2 separate regions of the Homo sapiens genome follow, and region 2 is linked to region 1. A link is a loop called in an ENCODE intact Hi-C map of the cell type or tissue named here. Cell type or tissue: dorsolateral prefrontal cortex. All regions are shown on one strand. Each heading gives the region's core, and the rest is flanking DNA. Links, peaks and the distances in the headings are about the cores only. Region 1 overlaps STEAP1B (STEAP family member 1B). Region 2 has its middle 170 kb from the start of SP4.

Region 1 (2,814 bases), core at 275-2,774:
CAGAAGGTAGAGTTTTTTTGAGTTTGGAAAGCTCAGGAAAGGTTTCAAAAGGAAACGGATCTAACCAATGGATCATTTAGTAAACATGGACCATTTAGTAGAGTCCCACAAGAGACAGGACTAAAAATGACATATTCTAGGCCAATAGGATAGAAAAAGAGGGCTTACATAGAGGCATAATAAGTAAAATAAGGTAGGCAATTTGGAAATACACTAGAGAAAAGCTTTAAAATTCTGTATTTTATACTATAGACAATGGAGATTTTTGAGTTTTCAAGCACCAGGAAAATAGTGTTTTAATACCAAATTGAGATATAATTGTCAGTTTTTTAAAAAAAAGTTTTCTAAAAATAAAATAAAATCACTAAAATAATTTTGAAGAAAAAGATAAATCGAAAAAGATCTTTTGGATTGTTTTCAAAAAGATAGAAAACATTCTTTTGGAATAGAAATTACGCATAGCTTGGAATGGAATTAATAAAGCTCAAAGTCAGATCATGAATAGGAAGTATAGAATTCAAGCACTTCAGAGGCTGGACCATGAAAGGTAACATTATAACTAAAATAATTCAGCACTTTTATTCACATTTAGTGCTTTTTTCCTGATTATAAAATAACCCAGATATACGGATAGGAGGAATCAATATCATGAAAATGGCCATACTGCCCAAGGTAATTTATAGATTCAATGACATTCCCATCAAGCTACCAATGACTTTCTTCACAGAATTGGAAAAAACTGCTCTAAACTTCATATGGAACCAAAAAAGAGCCCGCATTGCCTTTTGAGGGCTGTGAGGGAGAGCCTGTTCCAGGTCTGTCTCCTGGCTTCTAGTGATTGCTGACAATCTTCAGCATTCCTAGATGCAATGCAGCCCCAGTCTCTGCCTTCACGGTCACATGCTGTTCACCTGTGTGCCTGTCCGTCTCTGTGTCCAAAATTCTCCTTTTTATAAGGAAACCAGTCCTGTGGGCTTGGGGCACACCCTGATGACTTCAGGTGAACTTGATCATCTGCAAAGACCCTATCTCCCAGTAAGGTCACAGTCACAGGTACTTGGGCTTATGACTTCAACATCTTTTTGGAGGACAGAATTCAACCCATAATGGTGCCCAATTATCAGACATATCAACTATGTTTCTTGAGGGTCTTATACCTTTTTCTATTGCTAAGGGGAGTCCATTTAATATAGTACTGTTTAAGTATGGTGCTTTGACCGTATTATGTTCTCTGAAAACTCATGGTCCATGAATGTTGTAACTACTAGTTACATTATTAGCTAGGACAGTGTCTTCCTTACTTGTACCAGGTAAATGAGGACTCCCAAAACAATCAATAGGAGGACAGACCCTAGGTCTTATGTTCTTTTGTGAAGTCACGTGCAGGCGATGCTGCCTCTATGGCGAGAACTCGGGTTTCTGGTTTCTCCCTGCCTGGTTTGAATCTATTCTGAACAGCAGGTGTCGCTGTTGCCTGCTCTGTGACTCTTCATTCCCAGTAAAAAGCCTTGGGTAGAAGAGAACTTATCCAAGGGTACTGCATCCGGTCTTTGCAACTCCTAGTCATTTTTATGGCTTCTTCAACAATTTGATCTACGTGGGGACTTGTCCGTGGCAAGATGTAAGACCTTCCTGGCTTATTTCTAAGAGCCTTCTCAGCCTCCACCTTCATGTGCACTGGCTCAAAGGCTAGAAAACTGAGGGCTGCATGACTGGGGTGTAAGGGACAAGGTCTGTGCGGTTCAGGTCTGCAATTGCATATGTCCCCTGACTGCTTCTGCCTGCTGGGTGCCAGTCAGCAGTGGTTTCCTCTCAAGGGGCTGTTGGAATTATCATCTGTAGTGATGTGGCTCCTGTGAAAACATGGCAGAACCTACCAAGAACTTTTGTTTCCATCTTCCCTTTTGTTAGGGCTGAGGTGTTTGTTTTAAATTCCCCACTGGGTCTGCATTTCAGAGTTGACTTTTTCACTTTGAAAGAAGGCCACAGTGCAACACAGCATGGGTGAGGATGAGGGTGGGGTCCACTTATTCAAGCCCTTCTGATTCCCACTGTCCCTGGGCACTCAGCCTCGAGGGTGACTAGGTAGGGCAAGGGCACTCGCCTTCTTCTGGCTCATAGACTGACAGATGGGAGGGAGGTATGTTGTTAAAGGTTGTGGCTCAGATGATAAAGCCCTTCCTCTTCTCCTTCCCCAAACACAGAATGCAGGGCTCCCGCAGGAAATCTGGGAAGGTATCCTCTGCCACACTGTGGGAAGGATAGGTGGGGCAGGGAAGAAGAGGAAACAGCATGTGCCCAGGCTAACAGGTCCTGGAGGCCATGTGGATGGGGCAGTTGCTCCTTGGGAGGGGGTGGAGTCAAGGGCCAGGAGAGAAGGGACTCGGAGGACTGGGACAATAGCCTGGCCACCTGTTTCAGATGTGGTTGGAGGTATGTGCAGCCACAGCAGTTTCTGGGGTGGCGTGTGGGGAGTAGTCACTTTTCAGATTCTCAACCTCACAAATGGGTTAGAATGCCAGTCACCCTTTATTATGGGGTGGATGGGGTTTTCTGGGGGCAGTCCTGATTTCAATTATTCAGAGATACAGATGCTAATATAATTTGCTCAGTTTTATATTTTACTTGTATTCTTTTCTCTTTTGGAAAGGCAATATAGTAAATCTATGTGTGGATTTTTTTTTTTCTTTTTTCTTTTTTTTTTTTTTTTTTGGGTGGAGTTTTGCTCTTGTTGCCTAGGCTGGAGTGCAATGGTGCGATCTTGGTTCATCGTAACCTCCGCCTCCCAGGTTCAAGTGATTTCCCCTGCCTCAG
Region 2 (2,814 bases), core at 11-2,510, 1.2 Mb after region 1:
ATTATTATAAGAAATCTAGCAAGTGAGTATCTGAAAGCACCTCAGCTCTCATAAATATTTCTGTTCACTCATGGCCTCTTTTGCAGACTTTAGGAGAAGGATTTTGTTTTCAGGGCTCAGAAATTTGACAACCAGAATTTTGCCAATAATAATAGTAATAACAACAATGACAAAACATTGTCCAAACCTCAATGACTCTTATTTATATTTATTTATTTATTTTTTAGATGGAGTCTTGCTCTGTCACCCAGGCAGGAGTGCAGTGGCATGATCTTGGCTCACTGCAAGCTCCACTTCCCGGGTTCATGCCATTTTCCTCCCTCAGCTTCCCGAGTAGCTGGGACTACAGGTGCCCGCCACCACGCCCGGCTATTTTTTTTTTTTTTTTTGTATCTTTAGTAGAGATGGACTCTTCTTTATTTTAAATAAAATAATACATGCAAGGATTTCAGTGTTCTTTTAATCCTCTTCTAAGTGGATGTTATTATCTCTGACTATTAAGGTGACTGGAGGCAACTTAGTGCCCAACACCCCTAGAGTTTACACAAGGAAACAAACCATGTATTCTCCAATCACCATTCATATGTTCCAGAATCTCTTCTGTGTCATTTGTATAATAATATTATTAAGCTCCATTAAAACCCACAGTAGACTCATTTTGGAATTAGTAGGAATATACAGACAGGTGAGCAAGAAAACAAAATCTCTCTTCTCTCTTTCTCTCTTAGCAGGAGCTTGTCCCAAAGTCTCCACTGATTAGAAAAAAAATTAATGCACCAAAACATCTCAAATCAAAATAAATCTTACTTTATAACCAAACATAAATATCACAATGAAAAGGTTGAGTGTGAGGGAGTACAGAAGGGCAATTGTTAGAATTGTTAGTCCTTTGGTGATTTTTTATCAAAATGGTTTGAAGCCTCAGGCTTCTCAATCTCAAGTCATAACTTCACTTTGTTCACCTCCTAGATGCAAGAAGTTATGTGATTTAAATAGATATTTTATTTAAAACTTAGCCATCATAATAAATTTATCTATTTCCAACACGTTAGACTAAAAGCTGACTGCCCTCTGGTGGGCTGTTTCTAAAATATTTAGCACCTCTTTAACTGGATTGTATCGTAAAATATTACACAGTGCCATGAGATTATTTTATAATTCAATTCATTTAAATAACAAAATTATCTAGGGAAGGGGAAAACTTTAAAAGGTTAAATATACTTTACGTTATATATACTTTATTAATGTATAAGCAAATTATACTTTGAGTTTAATTTCTAACTAAAAATTAGTTTTCCCTTTAAACAGAATTTATTTTAATTTCCAATTTCAATTAAAATGGTGGAAAAGAAAATGTTTGAGACTTCATTGCATTTTTGAAATAAAACAAAATGAAAAATTTTGAAATGAGAATATTTTGATAATTTTGTTATTTTTCAGTTGTTTATAGCAATGGGAAAAGTGTTTATCATACTTAAGTTTTGTTCCCTGTCATTGTTTAAATGTAATCTTACTGTTTGAAAAAAGCAATAGAAGTGAGATCATTATATTCCTGATCAGAAAGAAAAACAAAATGATTATACTGTTTAAGGAAAGAAAAAGCTTGAAAAATATCAGATCAAAGTGTAAGGGCTAAGCCGAGAATAAGTAGGAAAGCATATTTAGGGAGTATTGGTAAAATACTTCGGAATCCTAAAAATCCCCAGTGCAGTATCATTCCTGTCATACAACAGGATCTCATTCTCTTCTGTTTGCAATTCCTCTCTAACGCAGAGGTTTCAGTGAGCTGAAATCTCAAGCACACCAACGAACTGAAGTTCTTAGTTTTCATGTTGCTATTTGGACTGTGTATATTAACAAACTCGAGCCATCACTGGCTCCATTTTGTCAGACTGTTACCACTAATCGAGAATTCCAGCTCACATTTTAAATGATTTCCTTAGCACATATCTCATTCTTATGCCAACAAACCTTGTGAATAGTATGTGAATTCACACTTAAAAAAGTGATTTCATATAAATAAAGATTGGGTATGAAGAAGTCAAGAATTGGCAAACTACTTAAAAAAAAATCTCAGAGCCTCTGTAAGGAAAATGAAAATGAGTACCAAACAATTTATCTGGTTAATTTCATCAGTACCAGCAACAAATCTGAAAACTCCATTTAACATCCTCTTTCCTTTTCTTCTAGGTAACAGTTTCTTGGAAATGGCATAAAGATTTTTTTTGTCTTAATTCCATTTAACACTTGCAAATAAACCTTGAAAGAAAACTCTTCCTTCATAACAATAAAATTGAAGATTGCAATCAAGTCATTACAATAGGTTAATTCTGTGGCTGCAAATACTCAAATTTAAGTGAAGAAGCAGGTAGAGGAGTATTTAAATCCGTGCAGATCCCAAAATGCAACCTCTCAGGCAGAAACATTTTCAACTTGCAACAGCAACCAGAGTTTATTTCTCCAAAATAGTCAAGAAAGTCACACTTTAAAAAATGTTAACTGCAAGTATTTGTGCAAGCTAACATTTTTTCATGTTGCTTTTAAACTAATTAACATATGAAATGGCCTTAAAATGTAAAGATATCACTTCTGTGAGATTTGATTTTTTCCATTTCAAAAGAAAGCAAATAGAAACATGGAAGTGAAGAAGTGAGTGCTTAGTGAATTACTGCTTTAAAATTGTGATACAATTTACTGTTTTATGAAGGCTCACTGGAACTTAGTTTGAAAGCAGTAACAGCAAACCAGGCTATCAATTTTTCCTCACCCTGCAGAGACAACGCTGAAGCTAAAGGCTTTTCTCAGCGGTTTTGC

Evidence for each region. Hi-C counts contacts between places; a loop is a spot of excess contacts. Peaks named below come from ENCODE experiments on the same cell type or tissue, not always from the same donor. Only the 100,000 strongest peaks of a DNase experiment are listed, where the experiment ranks them.
Region 2: a loop joins it to region 1, with 3 times the contacts of the local background. A loop is called at or near these places in 2 of 110 quality-filtered maps.

The regions. Positions count from the first base shown.
Region 1 is chr7:22,487,703-22,490,516 of GRCh38, reverse strand. The region is part of intron 4 of STEAP1B (STEAP family member 1B); the gene reads left to right. Among named protein-coding and RNA genes, the nearest start is that of STEAP1B, 11 kb to the left of the region's middle. In dorsolateral prefrontal cortex, for the core only: CTCF peaks have their summits at 1,240 and 1,439 (motif pointing right); a DNase peak (open chromatin) is centred at 1,436; H3K27ac peaks cover 420 bases.
Region 2 is chr7:21,254,733-21,257,546 of GRCh38, reverse strand. No RefSeq gene overlaps it. Among named protein-coding and RNA genes, the nearest start is that of SP4, 170 kb to the left of the region's middle. In dorsolateral prefrontal cortex, for the core only: CTCF peaks have their summits at 870 and 1,072 (motif pointing left); no DNase peak of the experiment used is centred there; H3K27me3 peaks cover 1,517 bases.